Regions from separate parts of the Homo sapiens genome. Here all the other regions are linked to region 3. The links are chromatin loops, found by intact Hi-C in ENCODE. Cell type or tissue: HCT116. All regions are shown on one strand. Links, peaks and the distances in the headings refer to the core of each region. The heading gives the core; the rest is flanking DNA.

Region 1 (6,364 bases), core at 506-5,505, 100 kb before region 3:
TTTGATAGGTTGTATCGTTATTGTCATTCAGTTTGAATAATTTTTTAATTTCCATCTGGATTTTGGTTTTGACCTAATGCTCATTCAGGAACAGGTTATTTAACTTCCATGTATTTGCATGACTTTGAAGGCTCCTTTTGGAGTTGGTTTCCAGTTTTATTCCACTGTGGTCTGAGAGAGTACTTGATATAATTTCAATTTTCTTAAATCTATTGAGACTCATTTTATGGCCTATCATATGGTCTATCTTGGAAAAAGTTCCATGCACTGTTGAATAGAATGTGTATTCTGTGGTTGTTGGATGAAATGTTCTGTTTATATCTGTTAAGTCTATTTGTTCCAAGGTATAGTTTAAAACCATTGTTTCTTTGTTGACTTTCTGTTTCAATAACCTGTCTACTGCTGTCAGTGGAGTATTGAAGTCCCCCACTATTATTGTGTTGCTGTCTATCTCATTTCTTAGGTCTATTAGTAATCGTTTTATAAATTTGGGAGCTCCAGTGTTAGGTGTACATATGTTTAGGATTGTGATATTTTCCTGTTGGACAAGGCCATTTACCATTATATAATGTCCCTCTTTGTCTCTTTTAACTGCTGTTGCTTTAGAGTTTGTTTTGTCTGATACAAGAATGGCTACCCCTGCTCGCTTTTGGTGTCCATTTGAGTGAAATACCTTTTTCCACCCCTTTACTTGAAGTTTATGTGAGTCCGTATGTGTTAGGTGAGTCTCCCGCAGGCAGCAGAGAGTTAGTTGGTGAGTTCTTATCCATTCTGCAGTTCTGTATCTTTCAAGTGGAACATTTAGGCCATTTACAGTCAATGTTAGTATTGAGATGTGAGGTACCATTGCATTCATTGTGCTATTTGTTGCTTGCATACCTCGGTTTTTTTTTTGTTTTTGCTTTTTAACTTGCATTTTTGTTTTATAGGTTCTGTGTGATTTACGCTTTAAAGAGTTTCTGTTTGTATGTGTTTCCAGGATTTGTTTGAAGATTTAGAGCTCCTTTTAGCAGTTCTTATAGTGGTGGCTTGGTAGTGGCGAATTCTCTCAGCATTTGTTTGTCTGAAAAAGACTGCATCTTTCCTTCATATATGTTGCTTAGTTTTGCTGGATACAAAATTCTTGGCTGATAATTGTTTTGTTTGAGGAGGCTGAAGATAGGGCCCCAATCCCTTCTAGCTTTGCAGGGTTTCTGCTGGGAAATCTGCTGTTAATCTGATAGGTTTCCTTTATAGGTTACCTGAGTGTTTTTGTCTCACAGCTCTTAAAATTATTTTCTTTGTCTTAACTTTAGATAACCTGATGACAATATGCCTAGATGATGATCGTTTTGCGATGAATTTCCCAGCTGTTCTTTGTGCTTCTTTTATTTGCATGTCTAGGTCTCTAGCAAGGCCAGGGAAGTTTTCCTCGATTACTCCCCCAAATATGTTTTCAAAACTTTTAGATTTCTCTTCTTCCTCTGGAACACTGATTATTCTTAGGTTTGTTCCCTTAACATAATCCCAGACTTCTTGGAGGCTTTGTTCTTATTTTCTTATTGTTTTTCTTTGTCTTTGTTGGATTGGGTTAATTCCAAGACCTTGTCTTCGAGCTCTGAATTTCTTTTTCTACTTATTCAATTCCATTGCTGAGACTTTCCAGAGCATTTTGGATTTCTATAGGTGTGTCCAATATTTCCTGAAGTTTTGGTTGATTTTCTTTATGCTATCTATTTCCTTGAATATTTCTCCCTTCACTTCTTGCATCGTTTTTTGTATTTCCTTGCATTGGGCTTTGCCTTTCTCTGGTGCGTCCCTGATTGCTTGATAAGTAACCTCCTGAATTGTTTTTCAGGTAAATCAGGGATTTCTTCTTCTTGGTTTGGATCCACTGCTGGTGAGCAAGAGTGATTTTTGGGGGGTGTTAAAGAGCCTTGTTTTGTCATATTACCAGAGTTGGTTTTCTGGTTCCTTCTTATTTGGGTAGGCTCTGTCAGAGAGAAGGTTTAGGGCTGAGGGCTGTTGTTCAGATTCTTTTGTCCCATGGGGTGTTGCCTTGATGTAGTACTCTTCCTCTTTTCCTATGCATGTGGCTTCCTGTGAGCCAAGCTGCAGTGATTGTTATCTCTCTTCTGGGTCTAGCCACTTAGCAAGTCTACCCGGCTCTGGGCTGGTACTGGGGATTGTCTGCACATAGTCCTGTGATGTGAATCATCTATGGGTCTCTCAGTGTGGATACCAGTACCTGTTCCCATGGAGGTGGCAGGGGGTGAAATGGACTCTACGAGGTTGTCAGCTTTGGTGGTTTAATGTTCTATTTTTGTGCTGGTTGGCCTACTGCCAGGAGGTGGTGCTTTCCAGAAAGCATCAGCTGTGGTAGTATTGAGAGAAAATGGCAGTGGGCGGGGCCTTAAAACTCCCAAGAGTATATGCCCTTTGTCTTCAGCTACCAGGGTGCATAGGAAAGGCCCATCAGGTCGGGGCAGGGCTAAGCATGTCTGAGATCAGACTCTCCTTGGGCAGGTCTTGCTGTGGCTGCTGTGGGGTATGGGGGTGATGTTGCAAGGTCAATAGAGTAGTGTACCTAGCAGGATTATGGCTGCCTCTGCTGAGTCATGCAGGTTGTCAGGGAAGCGGGGGAAAGCCAGCAGTCACCAGCTTCACCCAGCTCCCACGCAAACCGAAGGGCCGATCTCACTCTCACCGTGCCCCTTCTAACAGCATTGTTTCTCTGCTCAGTTACACTACTATTGGCTGTTCTGGAAATCAGCAAACCAGTCAAATATGTTGTGTTCAATAGTTCCCTGGGGTTAGCAGACGTGGGCACACCTTAAAAACACAGTCAAGGTTGTCTTCAGCAACCTGTACCAGTCCTTTCTCTCTTCTGGTCCATCTGAAGTAGGTATTTTGTTTACAAATATTTCTCCAGCATCACACTCAGGAAATCTAAGATTAAATAAAAACTAAAAAGATGGTATTTCTGAAACATATTTCCTATAACATGTCCATCAAACAGAGAATGAAGAAATTGGAAGGATGAAAATGGAAGGAGGGATGGGGCATCAGTTGAGACAGAATGGGGGGTGGTACATTTTATGAATCCTCATTCCTACAAAATGAACCGCAAAGGCAGAGGCTTCTGTGTCTCTTGTATCTCCCCACATGCCCATCATGCTTTTTAAAAATCAGGCATTAAGAATTTGGGAATAGAAGGGACATTCATTTATTAAACATCATCTAAAATCAAGAGTCTAATCTTTAAAAACCTTCTTCAGTGGAGGGAGCTCACAGCCCTCTGACATGGGGGGAAGCTTATCTTCAGGCACACAAAATGGCAGAGGCCAGCAGGGGGCAGCAGCACAGCAGGAATATTGAGGCAAGCCTGGGGTATTGGGATGCAGCCAATGAAAAGTTGGCCAACAGGAAAATCATTGTCCTCTGCCCTTGGAAGAGCTTGATTAGAACCTGGAGCTTCACATAATAATCAAGATAAGAAATTTGGTGAAGTTCAATTTTCTTTTAAATTTTTGTCATGAAAAATTTCAAACACACACACACAGAATTAAAGAGAAAAGTATAGTGAACCAATATGTCCATTCCCCAGATTCATCATTATCAACATTCTGCCATACTTCCTCACCTGAACCTATTTTCTTTCTTTCTTTCTTATTTTAGAGACAATTGGAGTTTTAAATTTTAAAGTGTGTGTTCTTTCAAGGTGAGATTTGGTGAGTAGTCAAGCTCTAGTATAGTCCCACACTGCCATGAAGGACGTAAGCTCCTTTTATCCTTCTGCTCTGACACCCTTAGGTTACCTCATGGTGGCAAGATGGCAGCTGCACTTCTGGGAATCACATCCACATCCCAGGCAGAAGGCTGGGTGTAGTGGCTCATGCCTGTAGTCTCAGCACTTTGGGAGACCAAGGCGGGCAGATCACTTGAGATCAGGAGTTCAAGATCAGCCTGGTCAACATGGTGAAATCCTATCTCTACTAAAAATTCAAAAATTAGCTGGGCCTGGTGGTGGGCGTCTGTAATCCCAACTACTCAGGAGTCTGAGGAGGGAAAATCACTTGAACTCGGGAGGCAGAGTTTGCAGTGGGACTCCATCTCAAAAACAAACAAACAAAAAAACAACCATTCCAGGCAAAAAGAAGGAAGACCCAGGTTAAAAGGCAAATGTTAAAAGGCTACTTTCAGCATGAGAGAAAAAGACAGGGTGCTGGGGGAGCAGTAAAATTCAGGGACCACCACATGGAAATTCTAATTCAGCACCAAACAAATGTGAAGCTCAGAGGTAAGATAAGCTTAAAAAGCCACCTATGAAATAGGAGAGAATACTAGGAAGTCCAGCTCAGGAAAAATGCAACTGACATTTGTGTATCACTTCTTATAGCTTGCGATGAGATCAAGACTATACATGTTATCTCATTAAATTTGTCACAGCAACCCAATCGAGTAGGTTAAATAATTTTACAGATGATGAAATGAGACCTCAAGAGACCTCGTAACTTTCTCAAGGCTACAGAGCTGGTAAATAGTGGGTCCAAAATGATCTGCTCCTTATTGTCCTAATTTCCTTATTACTGATTCTTTCAGAGATATAATATGTGTTCCTCATGAAAAAAATCTGTAATCCTCACCATCGAAGGCCACTACTGCATATACTTGATTCCAAACCAGGAGCACAAAGGTGCGCATTCTTCTCGGGTCCATTGCAGTACACTGTTCAGCAAGCTGCAGTCCTAGCTGCGCCTTTAGTACGGGGGAAGCGGGGGTCCTGGATGAGGGTCTGGGCTGGGATGAGAGACCCTCATCCCCCAGCTCAGACACATCTGCTTTAAGAAATGGCTCACGCCTGTAATCCTAGCACTTTGGGAAGCCGAGGCTGGTGGATCATGAGGTCAAGAGATTCAGACCATCCTGGTCTACATGGTGATACCCCGTCTCTACTAAAAATACAAAAAAAATTAGCTGGGCGTGGTGGCGCATGCTTGTAGTCCCAGCTACTCGGGAGGCTGAGGCAGGAAAATTGGTTGAACCCGGGAGGCAGAGGTTACAGTGAGTCAAGATAGCACCACTGCACTCCAGCCTGGTGACAGAGCAAGACTCAGTCTCAAAAAAAAAAAAAAAAAAAGAAAGAAAAAAGAAATGGAGTAAAACTTCCTTGAAGCCACTGCTCTTCCGCTCTTTCCAATAAAAGGAAATGCACGTAGATCCACTGGGCTCAGAGTGACCTCCTGTCAAGGACTTCTAAATTGTCTTCAAAGATGGAAAATATTGCTTTGTACACAGCTCTTGGGATGGATTAATCATGAGCTGAATTTCACATAAAAGCAGAGACAAGAGACTTGATGCAGTCCAACATTCTTCCTTAACTTTTTTATTAAGAAAGTTTTCAAAAGTACACAAAAGAAAAGAGAATAATATAAAAAAACTCAATACACCCATCCTTGGATTCAACAATTATTCACTTTTTGCTCCAGTTGCTTCATGTCTTCCTTTTGGTCAGCCTTCTTTTTTTGTGAATATTTCTTAAAATCCCTGTCATCAGGCCATTTCACCCCAAAGTCCTTCCATATATCTCTCTAATAGACTTTTTATGTATAAACACAAAACCTTTATCACAATCAGTGGTATTAATACTCACTTTATATTCAAATTTTCGGCTGAGCATGGTGGCTCATGCCTGTAATTCCAGCACTTTGGGAGGCCGAGGCAGGTGGATCATTTGAGGTCAGGGGTTCGAGACCAGCCTGGCCAACATGGTGAAACCCCGTCTCTACTAAAAATACAAAAATTAGCCGGGTATGGTGGCGGAAGCTAGTAGTTCCAGCTACTTGGGAGGCCGAGGCAGGAAAATCACTTTAACCTGGGAGCCAGAGGTTGCAGTGAGCCGAGATCATGCCATTGCACTCCAGCCTGGGTGACAGAACAAGACTCTGTCTCAAAAAAAAAAAAAAAAAAAAAAAAATCAATTGTTTCAAAAATGTCTTTTTATAATTGGTTTCTTCAAAACAGGACCTAAACAAAATCAGGTCACTGCATTTGACTGTTATGTTGCTTAAATTTCTTCTAGCCTAGAGTAGTGTTACCAACTTACTGCCAGCAAGGTTCTCTAATTTCTTGAGTTCTTCAACTGTGTTCTTCCTCACCTCCACATCTCGGTACTTGCTGTACTTTCTGCCTAAAAGATGTCCCCTGGCCCATACATTGCCCCAAAATCTTCTGCTTGTCCTTCAGCTTTCAAATGAGATATTCTTGCTGGTATAACGTAGCCCTCTGTCAGAGCTTCTTTTGTTAAGCCCTTTGATTGTGATCCTAGTGTGCGTATTGATTACTATATTTATCAAGAGTTTTTGCATCATATGGAAAATGGCTA
Region 2 (6,364 bases), core at 714-5,713, 700 kb after region 3:
AAAGGCTATTAGAATACTTCTTTTTTGCCTGGGCAAGGTGGCTCATGCCTGTAATCCCAGCACTTTGAGAGGCCAAGGCAGGCAAATCACTTCAGATCAGGAGTTTGAGACCAGCCTGGCCAACATGGTGAGTGAAGGTGAATTTTTTTTTTCAGCTACTTCAATCAAAACAATATACTGCACCTGACTGAATGTACAGGTAGATACAAGAATCCAGCTGTCTTTTAATAACCCAGACATTAAGAGATTTGCAAAACTATATAACAATGCCACTCTTCTCACTAATTTTTTGGGGGAGTGGAAATATAGTTATTCTTAACTTTAAAATGTTATTTATGCTAATATACAATAGATACGACATTGTTATTTTTAAATTAGTTAATAAGTAAACATTTGAAATTTTTGAGTTTTTCTTTCCACTCTAGTAAATATTAGTAGATAAAATCCATATTTTTAAAACTCTGGTGTTTCCAATAATTTTTAAGACCATAAGGCCGGGCACAGTGGCTCACGCCTGTAATCCCAGCACTTTGGGAGGCCGAAGCGGGTGGATCACCTGAGCTCAGAAGTTCAAGACCAGCCTGGTCAACATGGTGAAACCCCATCTCAACTAAAAATACAAAAAATAGCCAGGTGTGCTGGTGGGCGCCTGTAATCCCAGCTACTCGGGAGGCTGAGGCAGGAGAATTGCTTGAACCTGGGAGGCGGAGGTTGCAGTGAATCAAGATGGCGCCATTGCACTCCGGGAGGCGGAGGTTGCAGTGAGTCGAGATTGTGTCATTGCACTCCAGCCTGGATGACAAGGGCAAAACTCTGTCTCAAAAAAAGAAAAAGAAAAGAAAAGAAAAAAAAAGAGTATAAAGGGGTTCTAAATCCAAAAAGTTAAGAACTGCAGCCACTGAACATTACTTTGGGCTAATTGGTCCAGAGGAATAATAATTAATAACACCAAAATTCACCAAAATGGGAAATATCATGTGTGGTTTTAGATAAAGGACCAGAGTAAAAGTTTCAAACCTACAAACTAGCCCACTGTTTAAAAGGTGAGATTACAATTTTCACCTATTAAATATGCCAATTTGTGAAAGTATAGAGAGAAAGGCAGTCATGGAGATGGTCAGTAGAATTATAAATTAGTACAAGCTCTTTCTAAACCAATGTGTTTATATTAAAAGCCTTAAAAATGTTTATGCTCCATAACTCATAACTCCTAAAAGCGTTCCCTTTTAGGAACGCTTTCTGAAACAAAATGAAATTTGGAGAGATTACATACAAGGATAGTTACTAAGCTTCAGATTAAGTAGCTAGCCCAAGGAACTAAGCCTAAATGGAGAAAATACTTCATGCACAAAGATGGTCATTACAAACTTATCTTCTCAAAATAGCAGAAATAACCTATAAAAATTTAGCTTTAGAAATAGCCAGGTATTTCTAAGAAAACTATAACTCATTATGACTGTTATAACGATATTATATAGCATAAAGTTGCAGAGTATTATTAATGTGAAATAATTCAATATTACTGAAAGAAAAAATATAAACATGAACATATTCAATCAGAACAATGTTTAAAAATATCTTTTAAGTAGGAAAAAATGGCTGAGCACAGTGGCTCATGCCTGTGATCCTAACACTTTGGGAGGCTGAGGCGGGTGGGTCACTTGAGCTCAAGAGTTTGAGAGCAGTATAGGCAACACAGTCAAACTCCATCTCTACAAAAAATACCAAAATTAACCGACGTGGTGGCTCAAGCCTGTAGTCCTCGCTATTCAGGAGGCTGAGGCAGGAGGATCACTTGAGCCCCCCAGGAGGTGGAGGTTGCAGTGAGCAGAGACGCACCACTGCACTCCAGCCTGGGCAACAGAATGAGACCCTGTATGAAAAAAAAAAAAGGAAAGAAAGAAAAATAAAAAGTAATTTCCTCTGGCCTCTTCTTTTATATACTTTTCAAATTTTAAGACTATTTATTAAGTTTTAGCAAAAATAAATATTTCAACACAATAAATTATGAACCATAAATTCTAATAATAATGCTGTCAATAGTTTTTCCCAGTAGGAAAGATAAAAATTGTTTTTCAAGTGTTTTACTTTACTCACTTATAGTCTCTCTCCCAGAATTTCACAGGTCGGACATATGAAGTGATGAATATTGCACTTCCCAGAAAGGGGTTCAGTGGAGTAGAGAAGAAGGCCGAGACAGCAGCCTGAATAAACAGCATGGCTGAATCTATGGGAAAACTAGTTAAGGACACTGACATTCATCTGAGCACAGATGCCAAACAAACCCTCGCAAAAACCTAGCAGACACATTTAGATTACCTCAATTAGAGAACTGAGGTTCACCAGAAGAATACAAAAGAAGGTATATCACTGGGCAGTCATTAAGGGGTCACCAACAGAAAGACATACATAAAGTACAACCTGGTATGCTGCTTTCAAAGGAGCCAAATCAGTATTTGCTAATATGTATTTGGTAAAATTCATATATTAATCTTGGGAAGAGATGTTAGAGTTCAATTTTCCACAAGGGTAAAACTAAAACTTGCAGATACCATAAGTCTGTCTTTCCATATCAATGTGGTTACTAACCCTTACTATTATTTAGAAAATACTTCTAAGAAATCGTGGGAGTAGAAAATTTTTTACAGAAGTTTAATTCTATCAATTTCATAATCATATTATGAAAAAATGTTTTGTACCTTCATTTATTAAAAAATAATGCTAAACATTTCTTGTATGTATTAAAGATTCCTGGACTTTAATATTCACATATGCAAATGTAAGATTTTAAATCAGCATTACTTTCTTACAAAACCTGTATAGTTTTCTTATGTTCAGATGATCTGTGGGCCACAGATGTTAATACAAGTTAAACAATCAACAATATAGGTGTGGATATAAAAGGTTATGATTTTTTTTTTTTTTTTTTTTTTTTTTTTTTGAGACAGAGTTTTGCTCTCGTTGCCCAGGCTGGAGTGCAATGGCGCAATCTCGGCTCACTGCAACCTCTACCTCCTGGATTCAAGAGATTCTCCTGCCTCAGCCTCCCGGGTAGCTGGGATTACAGGCATGTGCCACCACACCCGGCTCATTTAGTATTTTCAGTGGAGATGGGGTTTATCCATGTTGGTCAGGCTGGTCTCAAACTCCCAATCTCAGGTGATCCGCCCGCCTCGGCCTCCCAGAGTGCTGGGATTACAGGCGTGAGCCACTGCACCCGGCCAAGATTATGAATTTTTGATAATTCATTACACAGTAAACTTACACCATGAAAGGTCATGCCTATAAACCAACATTCTTATCTAGGATATGACTGTCCATTCTTATAAAACTTTAATTAGAAGGATACGAGGCACTGCAAAAGGCTGAGCAAAAGCATGGAAAGCAGAACCCCATGTGATCTGCCATGGGGCAATATAGGTATACACAAACTGCAATTTATAAAGTAGTTCCCAAAGCTGCAGGAGGAAAAGAATGGCTGTCAGTAAAAAAAAAAAAACTTATCAGATATTTGAATTAGAAAATAAAAACCCTGTAAAATGTATTAGGAGAAGTTCTCCTAATAGGGAAATGGCATTGAAATTATTTGCCATTTACATAACAGGAAAAGATATATCAACTGCCTAAACACTGCACTTATTTCTGAGTAAAGATACTTTATAAGTAAAGATAGGTAGCTATATATGGATTTATGTTTCATCTGTTTAAAAAAAATTCTATGCCTTCTACTGGCCATATTATGCTACTACAAGCAAAACAAAGTAAGGTAGAAAGCAGCCAAATAACTGTTCTTGAAAAAAACATTGGGAGATATACCTAATGCTAGATGATGAGTTAGTGGGTGCAGCGCACCAGCATGGCACATGTATACATATGTAACTAACCTGCACATTGTGCACATGTACCCTAAAACTTAAAGTATAATAATAATAAATAAAAAAAAAGAAAAAAAATCAAGATGTCTGCAAAGCTTAAGTAATACATATATTTATTTTATTCTAAGACACATTTTCCCCAAACTTTAGTGCTTTGGAAACTATGTTTTAAATGTAATGTCAAAAGGAATGTGAAAAACAGCATTTGTAATACAGTTGTCACTGCCTGTTTCCATAGAAATTTAGTTGTGTATACCAGGCATCTGTTCATAACCTTAATTGTTGTCAGTGGAAACAGGATACACATTTTAATTTCATTTAAGGTTGAATATGCCACAGTTGAACAGTTCTTCAATGCTGAAACAGAGTTGCTGTACTTGTCCAAGATTGCCTCTGCATGATTAAGCAACAATCACCTCATCCTTTAAAATACTTTAACTGATTTACAAACGAACTTAACTTCCAATTTAAAAAAGAAATCACAACTCCAACCAATTAAAAAATGTAGATGAACTGCAGTATTTTTGCCATGACTCAAAATTATTTTTGCCATGACTGAAAATTATGCAATCCTCGGCACTAATATAATCAGGATCATGGTAAGTAAAAGCAGCATGTATATCATCACGATGCCATTATAATGACTTAAAAGCAATGACTCAGAAAGCTCTTCAGAGTCTGTGAAACAAACTGTATTCCAATTTTGACTATAATATTAAAGAAAAGAACAATATGTAACAATATGTAAAGGATGGTAGGCAAAGGGATTTCTGTATACATTTAATTTTTCTTAAAAGGTTATTAAATCCATGATGTACCTTACAATGATATCTTAATGTAAAAAATGTATCTGAAGAAATCCCTTGAATATTACTGATTATCATTGTTAAATTCTATCTACTGACCAATTTAAATACAAACTCAAGGGGAAAGCTTTCTCTATTTTGTTCATTGGTGTAGCCTAAGCATCTAGAACAGTTCTAAAACAGTTTTTTGTTTTAAAAAATATATTTAACAAATAAAAAGTATTAAGAAAATCCAAACTAATGCAGAGTTAAGTGTAGCAACTACATTTCAAAGATTATTTACTTTATATTTTACTGCAACTTTCACTTTTTTCCAACCAGTATAAGATGAAATACAATTTTCAATCTAAATATTTGAGTTTGTGGGAAACCACATGCTTCTTTATACAATTCTCTGATTAATTTTCTGGCTTCCTCCTTTGGTTAATAACCATACTCACTAGAAGAGGAAATAAATGATAAAAATACAAATTAGTGACTGAACAGATATAATATTGAAATATTTTAGAAGCTATTTATCACAATACTGAAATTGACTATCAATGAAACTTTGCTCAAATTAACGGCTTTCCATTTTTACTGTTCCCCATCCTAGATCAGACTACTATCACATCTGAATTACTGTCATTATCGCTTAAGCTGTTCTCTGTACCTTTAGGTTCTCTCTTCCCCAAATGAAGCCAAATGTGGCTGACCAGGCTAACTTCCCTAAAACTGGAATTTCATTGTGTTTTGTAGCTGTTCATTTGCTTCAGCTCTCTGTTACCTATCAAATGGGATAATGTATGTCAAAGTCCTTTGTATGTGGTCAGTGTTAACATGAAATTGAATTACTATTTCACTGACAAATAATCTGACTGTACAGCCTATTTCACTGAGAAAGGTAGTGTGATTCAGCAAAAAGATTCTTGGGTTAGGAGGCAGAGGACCAAGGTTTTACCATCTTATTTGTAAAAGGCCTAGAACATCTATCTTATGGGTGGATAATGAATTTTAGCAGAAGCCTATAAAGTTCAGAGTATTCTGCAAATATCACATCAAGCTAATTTCTGACTGCTCCCACCTAGCCTCAGTCTCCTCAGCCTCTACCTGCTTCATTGGGCTATGCCAGAGCCCAATTCAATTATTACCACTTCTGTTTCTAAAATTATTCAAAACTATATACCTTTTGAGAGATTCTATATATTTTAAAATATACTTATTAATGTTTCTCTAATTGTTTTATGTAACTTTATCTTCTTAGCTATAGCAAGAAATATATCTTTTATAAATCACAGTGACTATCTTTGTTTAGGGATTCTAATGTGCTCCTAAATAACTGGTTGAAGAGAGTTATTACTTAAACAATAATAAATCACATGAAATATAAGAAAAATTCTGACTAGCATATAACCCAGGGAGATAGTTTTTATAGATAAGGATATTCCTTTCAGTGATAAATTACCTTGTTGAAGAGTATGGACATAAAGAAGAGATCCAACAGCATGGTCTCTGAAAAAGCTTCATAGTCAAATTTGAAAAACAGCACAGTAAAGATGACTGTAACATACTGATATGTAGGGCTGCTAAAAGAGGATCGTAGCAACTTCAAACCAGCAACAGTGATCATTAAAGCACCTAATCTGTGGCACAAAGAAAACACAAATCAACTCATGACTGAAAACATTAGAAGAGACAGTAACT
Region 3 (6,364 bases), core at 942-5,941:
GAGGCTGAGGTGTGCGGATCACAAGGTAAGGAGTTCAAGATCATCCTGGCTAACATGGTGAAACCCGGTCTCTACTAAAAATACAAAAAAAAAAAAATAGCTGGGCGTGGTGGCGGGCACCTGTAATCCCAGCTACTTGGGAGGCTAAGGCAGGAGAATCTCTTGAACCTGGGAAGTGAAGGTTGCAGTGAGCTGAGATCGCGCCACTGCACTCCAGCCTGGGTGACAAAGCGAGACTCCGCCTAAAAAAAAAAAAAAAAAAAAAAAAAAAAGCATGCAGTCCATTTCTCTGAAGATTTTCTTTCTTTTCTCTTTTCAATCTTTTTTATTTTCAGAGCTCCACTGCCATATTTTCTATTTTTATTATTTTGACTTATTCACATATTATCCAGGACCTAAAAAAATTCAATGCAACTGTATTCTGAATGAATACAATTTTAAAATGTACTAATCAAAAACATGAATTGCCATAAATGTAAAAATTAAAATATTAAAATTATGTTTTCAAAAAATTTTTTCTCTCAAGTAGTCACACATTTTATTTTATTTTTTTTTAGATGGAGTCTTGCTCTCTCACCCAGGCTGGAGTACAGTGGCGTGATCTTGGCTCACTGCAACCTCCACCTCCCGGGTTAAAGCGATTCTCCCAACTCAGTCTTCAAAGGAGCTGAGATTACAGGCATGCGCCACCATACCCAGCTAATTTTTGTATTTTTAGTAGACATGAGGTTTCACCATGTTGGCCAGGCTGGTCTCGAACTCCTGATCTCAAATGATCCACCCACTTGGGCCTCCCAAAGTGCTGGGATTATAGGTGTGAGTCACTGTGCCCAGCCACACATTTTAAATTAAAAGACAGACCTGGCAACGTGGCTCATATCTGTACTCCCAGCACTTTGGGAGGCCAAGGTGGGAGGATCACTTGAGTCCAGGAGTTCAAGACCAGCCTAGACAACATGGTGAGACCCTGCCTCTATTATTTAAAATAAAAAAAATCAAAAGATTTTTTAATGAAAATAAAAGACAAAATTTAAACAACAAAGTAAATCAAGCTTTTTTAAAAGCTGAAATTTTTATTTGATATTTTGAATTTAGATTAAATCTTAAACATTTTTATAAAAATAGCACTATTTAAATTCTACTGGTCATTTTCTATAGAGTTAACAATATAAAGAATCGACATTTCGCTTCAAACATGTTACCTCTAGCCTTTACATACACACATTTAAGAGGAATACGTATTGTTTAATATCACAAAGCACCCTTCAGCCACCATGCGTACCTGTTGTGAATATCAAAGAACTGAAACCATGAATTAGAACACAAAGAGAAGCAAGAGAAAGGACTCAGTACTATTGAGAAGCAACACTTTGTTGAGCTTTGATGCTGGAAGAAAGTATTTGACAAGTGAATTAATCTGTCTTCCCTCCGCCCTAGGCACTTCTAATATTTAAATCCTTTCCACGTTTCTGAGCAGAAGAGCCTCTAAACTTTCAAGCCGCTCTGGGAGCCTCTAAACTTTCAAGCCACTCTGTCACAGCCACCTTCTGTTTGGAAGACACAGGGTGAAAGATAAGAAAGGCAATTTCAGGCCAGGCTTTGTGGCCCATGCCTGTAATCCCGGCACTTTGGGAGGCCAAGGCAGTCGGATCTCTTAAGACCAGGAGTTCAATACCAGCTTGGCCAACATGATGAAACCCCATTTCTACTAAAAATACAAAAAGTAGCCGGGTGTGGTAGCACGCGCCTGTAGTCCCAGCTACTTGTGGGGCTGAGGCAGGAGGATCGATTGAGCCCAGGAAGTCGAGGCTGCAGGGAATCGTGATTGTGCCACTGCACTCCAGCCGGGGTAACAGAGTGAGACCCTTTCTCTCAAAAAAGGGGGGTGGGGACGAAAAGGCAATTTCTCTGAGGCCTGAACAGTGTTCCTGAGGACAGCATCTGTTTAGGGTTACAGGTGACCCTGTGCCAGCTCTAGGGGCCACATCTCAGTGACAGAAGCGCTAGGCATTCTTTCACACATTGTGCCCCCTGGGGATATGCAGGTCCCATAAGAGGGACACGGTGCCCCTCTTGTCCAGGTTTAAGGGTGGCACTGTGAGGGCCCATTTCTCTGGGATGAGCCTGCCTAGGGCTGGGCTCAGGAGGCAGGAAGACTAGAATGGAATGTGAGAGCTTCCCACGCTCAGAAAGGTGACTGGTGTCTCCAGCTTCTGAGCAGTCCCAGCGATGCGGCAGGGCCTCAGGGGAATAACCGCTTGAACTCAGCAGGGGAGGCGGGCCCAGCCTGTGCAGTGACCTCCACGCCCTGGCTCAACAGGAGGGCATTGAGGACCAGGGGGGTGAGGACGAGGGGTCTGTAAACCAGCCAGTGGCAACCAGAAACCAGAGGCCTCTCCTGCCCGCACCCCGGGACCTTGATAGGACCCCGATAGGACCCCGAGAGGGAAGAAGAGAGCCTCTGTCATGAAAAGAATTGTATTCCAGCCTCGCCAGATTAGATTTGACTTGAAGCAGGAAGAAAGAAATGTGACATTTCTCACCTCATTTTGTTCAAAAAAATCAGAATCCACCACGGAAGTAAATTTGTTTGAGTCGTGGCACGTTTCTCCAGCTCTTCTCTCCTCCACCCCTGGAAGCGAGGGGAGCCCACGGTCTGGGGAAGGGCGGACGTCGGGGCCTTCCCTACCGGACAGCACTGCCGCTTCTGCCATCTGCCTTCCTCCTTCTGCGGACTGTCCCTGCCGGAGGCCCCCAGCGGCCTGGCCTCGCATCAGATCGCCTGAGGGCCTCTCAGGTGTTGGTGGAGGGAGGTCATCTGGGTGGGAGAAGTTTTGCCATCAGCCTGAGGAGAGGACAGTGGGGATTCTGGGCAGAAAACAATGCGAACCATCAACAGAATATACATATATATATATATATATATATATATATATATATATATATATATATAGTTTTTTTTTTTTTTTTTTTTGAGACGGAGTCTCACTTTGTCATCCAGGCTAGAGTGCAGTGGCGCAATCTTGGCTCACTGCAACCTCCACCTTCTGGGTTCAAACAATTCTCCTGCCTCAACCTCCCGGGTAGCTAGGATTACAGGCGCCCACCACCACGCCAGGCTAATTTTTGTATTTTAGTAGAGAGAGAGTTTCGCCATGTTGGCCAGGCTGGTCTTGAACTCCTGACCTCAAGTGATTCACCCGCCTCGGCCTCCAAAGTGCTGGGATTACAGGCATGAGGCACCGCGCCCAGCAACAGAAGTTCTTTTTCCTCCATCTGGCCTTCCAGGTTCAAGCAAAGCCAGTGTCATTTGCCCAGGCCTCTCAGGATTCCTTTTGCTTCCAGAGACTCCCTCTTTACTCCCCACGCCGGGTACCCAGAAAAGTCCTTGAAAGAAATTGTTCTCCTCCTCCCCAGGGGTGGGGGGTACCACTTGGCCAGTGAATGGTTACTCCCAACCTTACCCATGAGCTCAGACACTGACAAGGCTGCAGGTCCTGCTCAAATCAAAATAGGAGCTATCAAATCCCGGGAGGGCCCCTGGCTCTGAGCCCAGTCTTCTTGCCTTCAGGATTTCTCCTGGCACAGAATCAGGAGGGAAACGCGCTCTTTCACTTGAACGCAAGTGAGGACTCGGACAGCAGAGGGAGCCAGCAGCCCGCGGTTGGCGCTGAGGCCCGGCTTCTGAAATCCCATCTGTTCCCAGAGCTTGTTGGCGCCCCCCGTGCAAGTTGGGGCACACAGAAAATACAAGTTTTCTTAAATGAATGCCTCCCAAGGGATCAGAAACAGGGCCCGCTGGGGTTTTCTTACAAATTCGTAACCTGCGTGGCTCTCCCGTGCCAATTAAATAATCAGGAGGAAATACCGCGTTTGTCTATTAAAGCCTGGTGTTGCTTCTCAGAGACTCACGGTGTAATATCAGAGGGAATTTACCTTCCATTGGGATTCTTTTGCCATTAACAATTCTTCCTCTCCGTGGGAACTTGCATGTCGCCTCTTCCCCTCGGCCCTCAGAACGCTTACTCTGTGGGCACACAGGAAAAGGTATGGGGGTCTCTGTGCTGAGCGCCCCAAGTTCCTCGTCTATAGGCAGACATTTTGATAAGCTAATCAGCTCTTTAACCAACTATCTGATAATATCTGATTTTTAAAAAGGCTTTCATAAAGTACTTTGTGCTATAGTAATATTTCCAAAGAGGAGCTGAACCCATTTATTGCAATGAACTAACATTTCGAATGCAATGCTGCTTTTCACCCAGCAACCCACGGCCAGGCCGGGCCTTCTTATTCCTGTTCTTCCGCCGAGGAGTCAGAATTATTTGCACCGCCTGCTCGTGTTCTCCACAGATTTCGTGGGGGCAGGTGCTGTGGGTTTCTGGAGATGAGCACTAACAGCTGTGCCACTCGGGACTTTGAGGAACGCCCAGTCTCCCACCAGCGTTCTCCACGGGGGTATCTGGGTAGTTTTCAAGGCCCCGTGCAGCCCCCACACCTATTTTCTCTGTGGCACCGCGGAGGTCTCAGCCGCACGACTTTCAGCTGGACGCCAGGAGTCTCCACAGAAGAACGTTGATCACTCATGACGTGGGGCGGAGAGATCCACACTGCTGAAGTTTATCAGAGGAGCCAAAGTCTGCCTTTATCTCACTCGGATACTACAGGATGCCTGGGGCTGAAGGATCAGGGAGGGGCAGCGGGGCCAGGAGGGAACCTGGAAGAAGTGAGAGTAGGGGCTTTGGATTAAGCCTGGATTCATAACAGGTGGAATGACACTTCTCAAGGAGGCCTGTTCTGTTTTGTTTTCAAGAGATGGGGTCTCTCTGTGTTGCCCAGGCTAGCACAGTGCTGCAATCACAGCTCACTGCAGCTTTGACCTCCTGGGCTTAAGGGATCCTCCCCCTTCAGCCTCCCAAGTAGCTGGGACTATGGGACTATCGGTGTGAGCCACTACACCTTGCTAGTTGTTGTTTCTTCCCCCCAATCCCCCACCTCACCCCATCCCATAGAGACTGGGGTCTCACTTTGTTGTCCAGGCTGGTCTTGAACTCCTGGCTTCAAGCAATCCACCCTCCTCAGCCTCCCAAAGTGTTGGGATTACAGGCATGAACTACCACACCTGGCCAAGGAGGCTTGTTTAAAATGATGCATCGAGGCCAGGTCATGCCCATAATCCCAACATTTTGGAAGGCCGAGGTGGGTGGATTGCTTGAGCTCAAGAGTTCTAGACCAGCCTGGGCAACATGGCAAAACCCCATCTCTACCTTAGCCAGTTGTGGTGGTTAGCACCTCCCAGCTACTCAGGAGGCTGAGGTGGGAGGATCGCTTCAGCCCAGGAGGTCAAGGCTGCAGTGAGCCAAGATTAGCACCACTGCACTCCAGCCTGGGTGACAGTGAGACCCTGTCTCAAAATATATAAAATGATGCATCCTGGATGGTGGTGACCACAGAGCCTGACCTCAGCCAGTCAGTGTTGTTATCAGGGTCCTCTCAGAGGCGTATGACTCACATTTAGGTCCAACAGCACACTTTGTGATAAATGACAGCATCAGCATTGTTCAAACTACTCAACAGACTGAAACAGTTGGTCAGATCTGTAAGATGAGATTTAACTGAGATACATGTCTTCTTCCCTTTCCATTTTGAATGGAGAAGAAATAACCCCAAAACACCACAGGTGAAAACACCTTAGGTGTTGGGATCGCCTCTGAGCTTATGTGAGACAGGACGCCAAAAAAATGGGGTAATCATAGGCTGCATGCATCCTAAGGATATTGGATCCAGAGTTGGAGGGCCAGTACCAGTGCCGGAATGCCGTGCTCATTTCTGCCTGTCTTTGAAAGGAGCCCAGGAGGGTGGGAGACTGAGACCAAGGCAGGGAGCAGCAGTGGGAAGCCCAAGATGCTTGGTCCAGGAGAAGAGGCTGGGAGAGGGACAGGATAAGGCAGCCACCTCCAAACAGGGAAGGGCAGCCTCAGGAAAGGGGAAGGGAATCAGACCCTATAGGCTGGGAGCTGCATTGGCCCAGGGCATTGGAATCCAACAGACCTGTGTTCGAATCCAACCAAGTGGGTGAGCAATCTCCTTAGCCCTTCTGAGCTGCAGCTTCCTCAACCAAGGGATAATGGGACAATTGAGCTCCCAGAGCCACTCAAGGACAGGATGACAGCCGCGAAGTGCTCAGGAAAGTGCCAGAAGCATGGGAAGTGCTTCAGAAAGTGTACCTTTTGTTACTATCTGGTGGAAATTAGATGGAGGCAGATTTTGGTTTAGTGTAACAGAACCTTGCAACTCTTGGAGCTGCCTTACTGCAGAGTGCAATATGGGCAGGATACGAATATTCAGGTGGTCACAATACTGAAAA
Region 4 (6,364 bases), core at 764-5,763, 930 kb after region 3:
TGCTGCAGGCTTGAGCAGGGGACACAACACAACTTCTCTATTTTATCCTTTTCTTCTTTTTCTTCACTCATCCATGAGCTTTTATCTGAAAAAGCAGAGAGCAGATGTGCCCGAACTCTTTGGTTACAAATACTTGATTGGCTAATTTGGTTCAAAAGATATTTATTTTGTAAGAGATGAAAATCCGGGGTGGCTACAGATTTAAAGGAATAACTGAACCCAGGGACCAGGCACCGTGATCTCAGCAGGGCTGAAGCTTTTCTATGTGGTGCTGCGGTGGCATGGCCCGGCTCCAACTGCCCTCTGCATTTGTGTCTCAGCTCAAAGTTCAAAGTCCCCAGAAAGTGATTCTGTTGCTCAGTTTAGGCCCTAAGTCCACCCTGTCTATGCTCAGGGGAGGGGTCATGTGATTAAAGTCTCACCAGAAGAACATGGAAGCAGGTGAGGCAGCTCCCCGAAAGTGTGTGTGTGAGTGGGGTTTAGCGGCTGTTACCAGAGGAGGAAGGCTGATGGGAAAACACCATGGTGTCCAAGGCTCTAGAACTTCTCAGAAAGAGCTGTGAGTGGCAGCTATGTCAGATACCTCCAAAATGCTCCCAGGGCACAACTGGGAAATTTCAGGAGCATTGAGAGCCAGTTGGCCAGAAGGCTGACATCCAGTGGCTGGTTTATATTTTAAAGACTGCAGCCAATGTTTTTTCTTCCTCTTCTTACAAGCTTGTAAACAGCTGGCATTCAATGATATTCATTGACTGATGGGATGAGTAAATGAATGATGACACAGCTGTTACATGGGCCAAGGGAGTCTTCTGCTCTACATTAGCCTTAGCAGAATTAGTTTAGGAACTGTTTAATGGTGATTGAAGCCCACCAGAGCTATCTTTAGCAAAAGCTGGCCCTTGGTGGGATATTGTTTACAGCAGGCAGGGACAGATGGGAACCAAGGCCTGAATGACAGGGAGCCTCTTGTTTTCATTCCTCTCTGAACGTCTACATGCTTTCTCTGGATGCAGTTTGGGTTTTTTTTTTCTTTTCTTTTTTTTTTTTGAGACGGAGTTTTACTCTTGTTGCCCAGGCTGGAGTGTAGTGGCATGATCTCAGCTCACTGAAACCTCCACCTTCCAGGGTTCAAGAGATTCTCCTGCCTCAGCCTCCCGAGTAGCTGGAATCACAGGTGCCCGCTACCATGCCTGGCTAATTTTTTGTGTTTTTAGTACAGATGGGGTTTCACCATGTTGTCCAGGCTGGTCTTGAACTCCTGACCTCAGGAGATCCACCCGCCTCAGCCTCCCAAAGTGCTGGGATTACAGGCGTGGGCCACCGTGCCTGGCCCAATTTGGTATTTTTAAATTTTCAGTCCACCTAGTCAGAAAATAGCTTTCTAAGCCTCCAGTGTTTGTATTTCCTCTGCTCAAGAGCCCAGAGTGACTGAGACTGAGCCACCTTCATTCCCATTCCTGGGGTCTGCACCTGGCTCAATCAACCAAAATGGCACCTGAGGAGGTGTTATCATGTGGATTTGGCAATCCACTGTTATCATGTGGATTTGGCTATAGGAGCAGTTCTTGGGAAAAAGGGGAGATTCAGGCAAACAACCCAATTGGTATCTCCCGCAAAGCCAAATAATAATTACTACTTGCTTACATTTGCATAGTGCTTTAAGGATACTTGTTATCCATGATCTCATTTGATTCTTGGCACAACCTTATGAGGTAGGCAAAACAGGTATTAATATTCTTACTTCACATCTACTTTATTTCACCTTGCTGTGGGTCTGTTTTTAAAAATTCCTATCTCGGCTGGGCACGGTGGCTCATGCCTGTAATCCCAGCACTTTGGGAGGCTGAGGCGGGCAGATCACGAGGTCAAGAGATCGAGACCGTCCTGGCCAACATGGTGAAACCCTGTCTCTACTAAAAATACAAAAATTAGCTGGGTGTGGTGGCATGCATCTGTAGTCCCAGCTACTCAGGAGGCTGAGGCAGGAGAATTGCTTGAACCTGGGAGGCAGAAGTTGCAGTGAGCCCAGATTGTGCCATTGCACTCCAGCCTGGCGACAGAGCAAGACCCTGTCTCAAAAAAAAAAAAAAAAAAAATTGTATCTCTTCTATTTGCCTTTACATTTATTGAGGGCGTAGATTATATCTTTTTACCTTTGCACTTAGATCTCTAGCACCTAGCTCTGGGCTCTGTACATGATGGGCATTTAATTGATATTTCTTTTCTTTTTCTTTTTTTTTTTTTTTGAGATGGAGTCTCACTCTATTGCCCAGGCTGGAGTGCAGTGGCACGATCTTGGCTCACTGCAACCTCCGCCTCCAGGGTTCAAGCCATTCTCCCGCCTCAGCCTCCCTTAGTTGATATTTCTTAAATTGAATTTCTGTTTTCCAGATGAGAAAACTGAGGTCCAGGCTGGGCGAGGTAGCTCACGCCTGTAATCTCAACACTTTGGGAGGCCAAGGAGGGAGGACCACTTGAGCTCAGGACTTTGGGACCAGCCTGGGCAACATTTGTGAAATCTTGTGTCTACTAAAAAAAAAAAAAAAAAAAAAAAAAGCTGGGCATAGTGATGCATGCCTCTAGTCCCAGCTACTTGGGAGGCTAAGCCAAGAGGATACCTTGGGCCTGGGAGATTGAGGCTGCAGTGATCAGTGATCATGCCACTGCACTCCAGCCTGGGTGACAGAGAGAAATTGTCAGAGAAAGAAAGAAAGAAAGAAAGAAAGAAAGAAAGAAAGAAAGAAAGAAAGAAAGAAAGAAAGAAAGAAAGAAAGAAAGAAAGAAAGAAAGAAAGAAAGAAAGAAAGGAAGGAAGGAAGAAAGAGAAAGAAAGAAAGAAAGAAAGAGAGAAAGAAAGAGAGAGAGAAAGAGAGAAAGAAAAAAGAAAGAAAGAAAGAAAGAAAGAAAGAAAGAAAGAAAGAAAGAAAGAGAAAGAAAGAAAGAAAGAAAGAGGAAGACAGAAAAAAACCTGAGGTCCAGAATGCTGAGTGGCTTGCTTTGGGACACACAACTCTAGGGACAGGAACCTAATGATCCGCAACCAGTTATCATCCCTCTATGTATCCAGTGGATGATTCATAACAACAGAGATAAGCCTTTGGAACCCCAGTTATATGGTGGCTTAGACTAGGTTCACACCTGAGAGGTCTCCAGCAGCTCAGAAAGACCATGCTGTAAGACAAAGCACCCAGGCTCTGAGGTTAGAAGCCTGAAGTCTGGTGGCCTCCAGGAAAACAATCTCAGCCCTCCAAGAAGGGTCCTTGCCAGAGGAGTTGGACAAGCACCTAAGGAAGGCAGGTTATTAAAACCTGAATTTTCTCAGGAGCTGACTCAACTTTCTTAGCTGCCTCACATTTGAGTTTGATGGGAGAGAAAGGAGAAAGAAGCTGAGGTAGACACTGCCTTTGTGAGAAGCTTCCCATCACCTGGCAGAAGGCAGTCAGGGACAGCTGCAAGCTAGAGCTTATGGTCTCTGAAGTGGGCAAGATCATACAGCTCCACCACTTACAAAATGACCTGGACAAGCCACTTCAGCTGTGTTCATTCTCCCAGAGTTGTGTGAGGGTTAAATGAGAAAATCTAAGTCATTTGTCATTACATAGGATTATCATCTCTTTTCATTCAAGGTAGGAAAAGCAAGAATTGTGCCAGGCAACGATGAAGAAGGCAAAGTCCCTTTCCTCAAAGACTGATGGTCAAGGGAGGGGAGTAAATGGCAGAGTAAAGTGGTGAGGGATCTAAGTGTGGGTCGATCCTGTGGGAACCCACAGAGGAAGCATCCCCTGTATCCTCAGGATAGTCAGGAAAGGCTCCCCAGAGTGTGGACCTTTTTTTTTTTTTTTTTTTTTTTTGAGATGGTGTCTCACTATGTCACCCAGGCTGGAGTGCAGTGGCATGATCTCAGCTCACTGCAGTCTTGATCTCCTGGGCTCAAGCAATCCTCCCACCTCAGCCTCCCAAGTAGTTGGGACTACAGGCGTGCACCACCATGCCCAACTAATTTTTTTTTTTTTTTTTTTTGTAGAGCTGGGGTTTTGCCATATTGCCTATGCTGGTCTCAGAACTCCTTGGGCTCAAGTGATTCACTTGCCTCGGCCTCCCAAAGTGCAGGGATTACAGGCATGAGCCACTGCACCCGGTCGGAGCTAGGTCTTAAAGGATAGGTAAGACTTCATCAGGCAGGAGAAGCTGTGTTTGCAGGAAATGGTGGGATTATGGCAGGGTGACTACGAGGACATGGAATTATAATATGGCTGAGGGTGACAGAACTATCATCAGACGCCGTCTTGTGTCATCAGACTCCTTGTATTTATGCTGCAGAGGCCACACTTGGCAGGCTGATTTCAGGGGCATCAATCAAGAAGTCTCTGTGAAGTCACAGGCTTTCAAGATTCTTCTTCCCTTGCTTGCTGGGAGTGGCTGTTCCTCTGTTCACCTCCATTTCTTCAGAGCTGGAAGAGATGTGAGAATGATCTGGTGCAATCCCCTGCACCATGGTTGGTATGGATGGGTATCCCCATGTTATAAATGAGGCAACCGCGGCCGAGAGAAGCTGCAGCCAGTCCTTGGGGACGCGGCACCCAGGACTGCTTCTCCTAGAATTCAAGATGCTTCTTTTCTTTCCTCCCTTTTAGGTTTCAAATCTCTATTTCAGGCAATACTTGATATATTATGTATTTATAATTCAAGTTTTCAGACTTTTCTTAGCAGCAGGTTATAAAAAGGAGAGAAGCAGAAGCTGAGACAGGGAGGAAGCAAACAGAATGGGGCAGAGGTGGGAGTGGGAGGCTGAAGGCTTCCAGGAAGATAAGCTTCCTCGACTGTTAGTGGATTCCGCATCTGCGGCAATTCTACCCCCATCCGGACTAGAGGCTTTGGGACTACTGAGAACCAGGACCACCTATTTTCACAGCAAATGCCTGGAAGGAACCCAGGTGTCACATGTTGAGGGTTTATCAGAATAAATGGCTGTTATTTTCTTTTCCTCTTCCCTTTCCTTCTCACCTACCCTTATTAGTGATCTAGTGTCATAGCTGCAGAGTGACAGCAGGGAGACAGGAGTGAGCGGAGAGTGTGGGACAGAGGGGAAGAAAGAGAAACAGGCCATACGCAGACCTACAGGCAGCTCCTGAGCTACCCAGATCGCTTCTCCTGTACAGGAAGAGCTGCTGGCCCGAGGGAAGGGAAGAGGGGGTCCCTGTTGGAGCAACTGGAGTGGCAGGAGGCGAGTGGGTCGAGGGAGAGTTATTAATATGCACTAGAACACATATTTACAACTGGTGGCTTAAATTAAGGGCAGCACATTCACACCTAGCTACTCCCAGGCTTCCCACAAAGACATCTGAAGCGTGCAAAGCGCGCTCCCTGAGCCCAGCCCACCAAGGGGCGCGGCCCGCCTTGGTAGGGACAAGGTCTCTGGCGCTGGCCTGAGCGGCTGCGGGAGTTCGCTCCTGGGAGAGCGCAGCGAAACCGAGGGCATCCTTCCCTGTAAGAGGAGGGGGCGGAGGAAGGGAGGAGGGGAGGAAGGAAGGAGGGGAGGAGGGGAGGAGGAGAGGAGGAGGGAAGAAGGAAAGTGGGGGTGAAGGGAAGGAGGAAAGGAGGCGGGGAGGGAGAGACGGAGGAAGAGAGGGTGGGAAGAAGGAAGGAGAGAGAGAGGGCGAAGAGGGGAGAGAGGGGCGAACGAGAGAGATGTGGGGAGAGGGGAGAGGAGAGGGACGGGGCAGGGGAGGGGAGAGCGAGGGAAGAGAGAAAAAGAGAGAACGCAAGGGGGTCGGGGAGAAGAGAGAGGAGAGCGAGAGAGAGCGGGAGGAGAGGGGGAGGGAGAGAGACGGGGGAGAGCGAGACAGAGCGTGGGGAGACGGGGAGAGGGGAGAGCGAGAGAGCCAGGGGAGACGAGGAGCGAGCGAGAGGAGAGGGGAAGAGAGAGAGAAGGGGGAAAGCAAGAGAGTGGGGGGAAAGCGAGAGAGAGAGAGGGGAGAGACAGAGGGCGGGGGAGAGCGAGCGCGAGCGAGGGGAGGGGAGAGAGAGAGGCGCGCGCTGGTTGCTCCCGCGAAACCCTAAGCTCCGCCAGCGCTATTGCCCCTCCCGCTGCCAGCCCCGCGTCCACGTGGGGAAACTGTCCCTCCTGTGCCGGGAAGAAACGACTCACCGCCTTGCAGAGGCGCGGAAGCTGTGCGCGGGACGCCACGGCCCCGAAGCCGCGAGTGACCGCAGCTCCGATCCCCCGGCGGGAGGCCTGCCCGAGCGTGGGAGCCGAGCCCAGGGCCCTTTCTCCGCACTGGCTGCGGACCTAACCCTTCCTGGGCCCCTCCTCCCCCTGGGGAGAGAACGTCAGCGCCGAGGATCCTGATGCGGGGGCGCGGTGG
Region 5 (6,364 bases), core at 587-5,586, 650 kb after region 3:
AGCTGGGAAGGTTGATAGGACTGGTGAGAGTACCAACTGGTTTAAAAAAAAAAAAAAACCTTTCTGGAAAGATTTTTGGCATTATATATCAAGAGTCTTATTCTCATAGGCTTTGGCCTAGTGATTTCATTTTTAAAGTCTCTAACCTATGAAAATAATAAATGATTATAAAGACTTATATACAAAGACTATTACAACATTGTTAGAAGAAAAACCAAGTAATTGTCCAACAGGGGAGAAGTTAATTATAATAGTTAAATATTGTTAGCCTTTAAAAATTATATTTTCAGCTGGGCGTGGTGGCTCACGCCTGTAATCTCAGCACTTTGGGAGGCCAAGGTGGGCGGATCACAAGGTCAGGAGATCGAGACCATTCTGGCTAACATGGTTGAAACCTCGTCTCTACGAAAAATACAAAAAAAAAATTAGTTGGGCGCAGTGGCATGCACCTGTAGTCCCAGCTACTCGGGAGGCTGAGGTAGGAGAATGGTGTGAACCCAGGAGGCAGAGCTTGCAGTGAGCCGAGATGGCACCACTGCACTCCAGCCTGAGCAACAGAGTGAGACTCTGTCTCAAAAAATTAAAAATAATAAAAAAAATAAAAATTATATTTTCAAAGAATCCTTAATATATTAAAATGTTTATGTTGAATTATCAAGTTTTAAAAGTATATATACAAATATATAAAATATATATTTATATATATAAAATAATATGAACAAATGGAATAATGTACAACTTGGAATAAAAAAAATTATATTTCTGGGCTGGGTGTGGTGGCTCACGCCTGTAATCCCAGCACTTTGGGAGGCCGAGACGGGCAGATCATGAGGTCAGGAGATGGAGAACATCCTGGCTAACATGGTGAAACCCTGTCTCTACTAAAAATGCAAAAAAATAGCCGGGCGTGGTGGCAGGGGCCTTAGTCCCAGCTACTCAGGAGGCTGAGGCAGAAGAATGGCATGAACCCGGGAGGCGGAGCTTGCAGTGAGCCGAGACTGTGACACTGCACTCCAGCCAGAGCAAGACTCCATCTCAAAAAAAAAAAAAAATTCTATTTCTGAATTTCCAAGTGGACCACATGTAATCCTCTTTATACACATATACTAACCAGCCTCTATGGCTAAGAAGCTAACATTAGACATATAACTTTGTTTCACATTACCTAGTGTTGGAGGATAAGATGTGACAGGTGGGTGGAGTCCAGTTCCTGATCCCTGCCCAGGATTTCCAATGCTTCCCTGGGTCACGTTGCTGTGGGGATTGTTGGCAGTTGTTGCATTGTTACCAGTGCAGGAAGTCCCACCTCCAGTATCAGAATCTTCAATATTGCCACCACTGTTACATCCAGCTCCGCAACCTTTCCTAAGCCTAGGAACAAATACCAGAGTAGGAAGCATTATTCCAAGATCACTTCAAAATGGGTATTTTATTCTTTTTCCAGCTATTCTGAACTGCAAATGCTACTAATGTTCACCTTTTAAAGTCTTTATGGTGCAATCAATATTAGGAACAAAAAAACTCATTACGTTTTCAAAGAGTGGCTTAAGAACTATACCCGTCATATTCACTGCCTCAAATCTTTCATATGCTCTATTATCTGTCCTGCACCATAATAAAGAACTGTATATAACTCAGTTGTACCATTAAGATCACAGCTGGAAATGGAATTTTTTTTTTTTTGAGACGGAGTCTCGCTGTCACCAGGCTGGAGTGCAGTGGCACAATCTCGGCTCACTGCAACCTCCACCTCCAAGTTCAAACGATTTTCCTGCCTCAGCCTCCTGAGTAGCTGGGACTACAGGCGCCCACTACCATGTCCAGCTAATTTTGTATTTTTAGTAGAGATGGGGTTTCATCATGTTAGCCAGGATGGTCTCAATCTCTTGACCTTATGATCTGCCCACCTCAGCTTCCCAAAGTGCTGGGATTACCCAGTGTGAGCCACAGCGCCGGGCCTGGAAACAGAATTCTTACCAGTGCCAATGTCTGTTCAGTGACTCTGAAGTATGTAACCCCTGAAAACCTAATTTATTTATACTGTTAATATAGTGTACTTGAAGAGAGGTGCTGAAATCATTTTTCCTATTTTTAAAAAATGGAGAGTGACTAAGCAAACGAGGACAATTGGGCACTCTATGCCATTTTTCTTAGGGGGAAAGAATCTCTTTACGGTAATTCCAGCATATTAGATCTTTTTTGGAAAGAAAATTTCTTTGAACACTCCCCTGACTTATATTGTGCCTTCTGTTTGGGCGGAGATTGAACATTTGAGAGTTTGCTGCTTTAATTGCCAGATTTGGTTTTCTTAAGCTATATTTAAGAATCTGAACAACCCTTATGTTCTGCAATATTTCTTCATCATCCAAACTATGATGTTCCTACACCAGACATAATTTACTAGACAAAAGACAGAGAAAAAAAATCATGTGAATATTTGAAAACACTGTAGATTTCAGATCTGAGTGAGAATGTATTGTTAAAAAGGCAGTAGTATCTCTGCATTGCCATCAAGTTTCAATGTGTACAGAGTGCTCCCCCTAGTGTTGGAACAGAATGGTAAACTAGACAAAGTAATCAACTTGCATGTTATGTTTTTCTCTTAACTTCCCGTTTGTACAGAACAAATATTCAAATATTCTAATAGTGGTAATATACAACAGAAAGTTAAAAAAATTAAACAAATAAAGGGAATTTTCCAAGATTCTACCAAGTAATGGAGCAATGGTTCTTAACCAGTTATACATCAGATTTATCTAATAAGATTTTGAAGATAAGAATGCTCAGATTCTACTTCTTGAAGTTCAGAAATAATGGGTTCATATTGTACCATGGCACCTGTAATTTTTTCTACAAGCTTCCCAGGTGATGCACACTGCCTAGATTAAGAGGGTCAGGAATACACCAGCACTGAATAATACAATCCCTTGGCTCACCTGTGCCAGGTTGACACTATGAAGTTCCTGATATTTCCCAAGCTGATAGGACCCCCAAGAATGTCTTTAAGCTGTTCGTGGCTGTCAGAGTAAGAAGTTGTCAGGGGTGAGACAAAGATTGGGTAGCCAATAGGTTGATCACAAGATGAGTTTATCATGTTTCTCAGGGCTTGCTTTGCATTTTGGATGCTACCTCTCTCTGGGTTACGGTTACGTAGAAAAACAAGCTCCTGCTGTTGCCCTGCCCAAAGACCTCGGACACATTCCTTATTCACCTGAAAACCAGAACACAAGGGAATTAGGTTAAGGGGCCAAGAATAAAATTCACAGAAACAGAAGAGCAGAAATGGGAGGAATACAAAAGATATTATGATAACCAGTTGTGAAAAGCGGGGAACAAATATAAGTAGGTCACATTTAAATAGGAGGTAGCCAATTTCCCTTTGTCATTAGCAGGTTGCTAAATAATAAGTATCTACACAGCTCTTTCTTCATGCTCTGTATTTAAAGTATCAAGTAAAATAAAGTCAATTTAGTTTTTTAACTTGGCAAAGCACTGATAAATAAGACTATAGACATCTTTTATAGAAATGAGAGATAAATATTTACGGTTGAAAGAATGTTTATGACATTTGTGGGTCGATTAATGTGAATTTAAAAAATAACTATAAACTATCAGAATAAAATTTCAGAAATTAAGCCTCTTAAAGCACTGAGATGTTTAAAAAAACAAACAAGCAAAAGTTAGAATGAACTATTTAACTTCTGATCTTTATTAAGTACATGGTATGCTATCATTTTGCAACCTAAGAATCATATTATATTAGCAATATGGTGCTGACTTTTTAAAAAGAGATGCTGCCCAAATTGCATATATAAAATATATAAGACCTGCCATTTAATGGATAAAAGACTGTCAAAACTGAAATAACCAAAAATTTTAAGGCTTTATGGCACATGAGAAACTTTCAGAGGACAGAATAAAGTACTAAAAAAAAATAAGTAAAATTAAGTGCTCATAAACAAGAAAGACAAATGTAATATGGTCATCACATTTTTTTTCTGTGAAAAAACTTTCAATTACTTTTTAAAAGTTTACATCAAGGCTGGGCGTGGTGGCTCACACCTGTAATTGTACAGCTTTGGGAGGCTGAGTCAGGTGGATCACTTGAGGCCAGGAGTGTGAGACCAGCCTGGGCAACATTGCAAAACCCTGTCTCTACAAAAAACACAAAAATTAGCCGGACATGGTGGTGCATGTCTGTAGTCCCAGCTTCTCGATAGGCTGAGGTGGAGCAAAGGGAGGTCGAGAGCCTGCAGTAAGCCCATGATCATGCCACTGTATTCCAGCCTGGGCCCAAAGTGAGACTCTGTCTCAAAAAAAAAAAATTTTAGATCAAGTTATTCAACTTCTATGTTTTGGACCAAATAAATACCTCAAACACTTACTTTAATGACCCTGAAGCTCAGGTAGCGTCTGTTGAGCATGATGATTTTATATTCATTGGTGCCATCATCCATGACATGCCGCAGAGCAAGCAAGGAGGGAGAGTTGGCAAGTACTGCACTCCGCCATGCAGGGTCCCCTTCATGGGCTATTACGAGGTTCTTCTCATGAGATACTATGGCTTCATAGAGCACAGTAGGGTCATCATATTCATCTGGAGAAGTAAAATGATCCTAAATACAAAAATAATATATAAATTTTTAAAGGAAAATAAAAGAACTGATAACTTCTACAGTTACTAAGTGAAAGTTCTTAAAAACTGGTTTATTATGAATATTTCAACACATGTTAATATTATTAGAGATAAATTATAGATTCTCAGTCATAACTGGGTTAGGAAGTAGCTCATTACTGCTATACTATTTTTGTAAATTCCTCAATCCAACCCTCTCCTCTAAGTTCTAGATGAATAAACATCATTTCTGGTTTTTATGTGTTTTGTTTTTCTCTTTCAAGTTGGTTTTTCATATCTTTATTCATGTTTTTTTTTCTGTTGAAGGATTACGTCACTATTAGGTAAGGAAGGCTAAAACTACATAAAAGGTCTCTATATTGTGTTTCTTCTTAACTAGATACTTTTCACATAAAGTCGTATCTCTAAAATGGGTTCTAATATATCACTTTATCCTGCCTCTCACCTAGTTAAGATACAGCTCAAAGCTAGCAGCTCTGAGCACAGATTTGGGGTCCTAGTCCTAGAGAAGTTGGTAAAGTTTTCTCTGAAAAGTATCTTGGTCTTAATAACTACTTATTCATTTGATAGTTATTCAGTATCTACCATGTACAAGACTGTCTGGCAGGCAGCATGGATAAAACAAAGAAGATATGAAATGTATCTCCCTATTACAAACCTACACATTAACAGGGACAGGACATATACTGAAATAACTGTAACACAAATCTGCAGTTTTGAAATGGTATATTAAAGAAATGTAAATATGATAGGCTGCTTTCATATTTATAGTTGGGAGGCTGACAAATTTCTGTATCCCAGTAAAGTAATCCATTTGCACTCAAGTCAACTGACCAGAATTTGTGCTATGTGAAAGGAGAAGAGGGAGAGTAAGAAGGAATATCCTTAAGGATAGAGCCTGTTAGCTGGGGGGTTGAGATATGTGAGATAATACTGTATACATAAATAATGCTTCATAATGTAAAATGTTCTACATTATTTCACTGGAATTTTACAACAATCTTGTCAAGTAGGTTGAGTTGATAATACCTGCATTTTCCATGTTTAAAAACTGAAGCTTAAAGAGGCTTAATTGCTTCCTAAGTGTAGGAAGTTAGTAAATGCCAGGCAGAAGATTTTGGACCTCGAAGACTGGTATTCTGGAATAACTCAGTCAGACAAAATAAAGAAAAAAGAATAAAAGAAATGAAGAGAGTCTTTGAGGAATACGGGATTATGTAAAGCAACCAAACTTACCAATTAATGACATTCCTGAGAGAGGAGGTGGAAAAGTAAACAACCTGAAAAACATATTTGAGGGAATAACTCAAGAGCATTTCCCTAATCTTGCTAGAAAGGTGGACATCCAGATACAAGAAATCTGAGAACAGCTGTGAGATACTATACAAAATGAACATCACCAGGCATACAGTCACCAGGGTGTCCAAGGTCAACACTAAAGAAAAATTCTTAAAGGCAGCTAGAGAAAAAGGTCAGATCACATAAAAAGGGAACCCCATCAGGTTAATAGTAAACTTCTCAGAAGAAACTTTATAAGCCAGAAGGGATTGGGGCCTGTTTTCAGCATTCTTAAAGAAATTCCAACCAAGAATTTCATATCCTGCCAAACTAAGCTTCATAAGTGAAAGAGAAATAAAATCTTTTCCAGACAAGCAAGTGCTAAGGAAGTTTGTTACCACTTAACCAGCCTTATAAGAGATCCTTAAGGGAGTTCTAAACATGGAAACA

What was found. Peaks named below come from ENCODE experiments on the same cell type or tissue, not always from the same donor. Only the 100,000 strongest peaks of a DNase experiment are listed, where the experiment ranks them.
Region 1: it touches region 3 in a loop (2.2-fold over the local background); 19 of 110 quality-filtered maps call a loop at or near these places.
Region 2: a loop joins it to region 3, with 9 times the contacts of the local background. A loop is called at or near these places in 7 of 110 quality-filtered maps.
Region 4: a loop joins it to region 3, with 4 times the contacts of the local background. A loop is called at or near these places in 3 of 110 quality-filtered maps.
Region 5: a loop joins it to region 3, with 7 times the contacts of the local background. A loop is called at or near these places in 27 of 110 quality-filtered maps.

What each region holds. Positions count from the first base shown.
Region 1 is chr14:71,852,567-71,858,930 of GRCh38, reverse strand. No RefSeq gene overlaps it. Among named protein-coding and RNA genes, the nearest start is that of RGS6, 77 kb to the left of the region's middle. RefSeq lists enhancers at 2,600-2,669, 6,256-6,364. In HCT116, for the core only: a CTCF peak has its summit at 3,323 (motif pointing right); a DNase peak (open chromatin) is centred at 3,330.
Region 2 is chr14:71,047,746-71,054,109 of GRCh38, reverse strand. PCNX1 (pecanex 1) reads right to left here. Exons shown (of 36, transcript NM_014982.3): 22 at 6,126-6,303; 23 at 3,350-3,458; 24 at 2,098-2,227. Among named protein-coding and RNA genes, the nearest start is that of PCNX1, 140 kb to the right of the region's middle. In HCT116, for the core only: a CTCF peak has its summit at 3,728 (motif pointing left); no DNase peak of the experiment used is centred there.
Region 3 is chr14:71,750,529-71,756,892 of GRCh38, reverse strand. No RefSeq gene overlaps it. Among named protein-coding and RNA genes, the nearest start is that of RGS6, 180 kb to the left of the region's middle. RefSeq lists an enhancer at 1,984-2,898. In HCT116, for the core only: a CTCF peak has its summit at 3,649 (motif pointing right); DNase peaks (open chromatin) are centred at 2,232 and 3,602; H3K4me3 peaks cover 414 bases; H3K27ac peaks cover 1,194 bases.
Region 4 is chr14:70,821,906-70,828,269 of GRCh38, reverse strand. LOC124903341 (a long non-coding RNA gene) reads right to left here. Exons shown (of 2, transcript XR_007064246.1): 1 at 6,148-6,364; 2 at 4,286-4,450. Among named protein-coding and RNA genes, the nearest start is that of MAP3K9, 16 kb to the right of the region's middle. RefSeq lists a silencer at 6,278-6,364. In HCT116, for the core only: no CTCF peak of the experiment used is centred there; no DNase peak of the experiment used is centred there; H3K4me3 peaks cover 792 bases.
Region 5 is chr14:71,100,242-71,106,605 of GRCh38, reverse strand. PCNX1 (pecanex 1) reads right to left here. Exons shown (of 36, transcript NM_014982.3): 31 at 4,386-4,616; 32 at 2,937-3,211; 33 at 1,166-1,371. Among named protein-coding and RNA genes, the nearest start is that of PCNX1, 200 kb to the right of the region's middle. In HCT116, for the core only: a CTCF peak has its summit at 2,529 (motif pointing left); DNase peaks (open chromatin) are centred at 1,200 and 2,525; H3K27ac peaks cover 424 bases.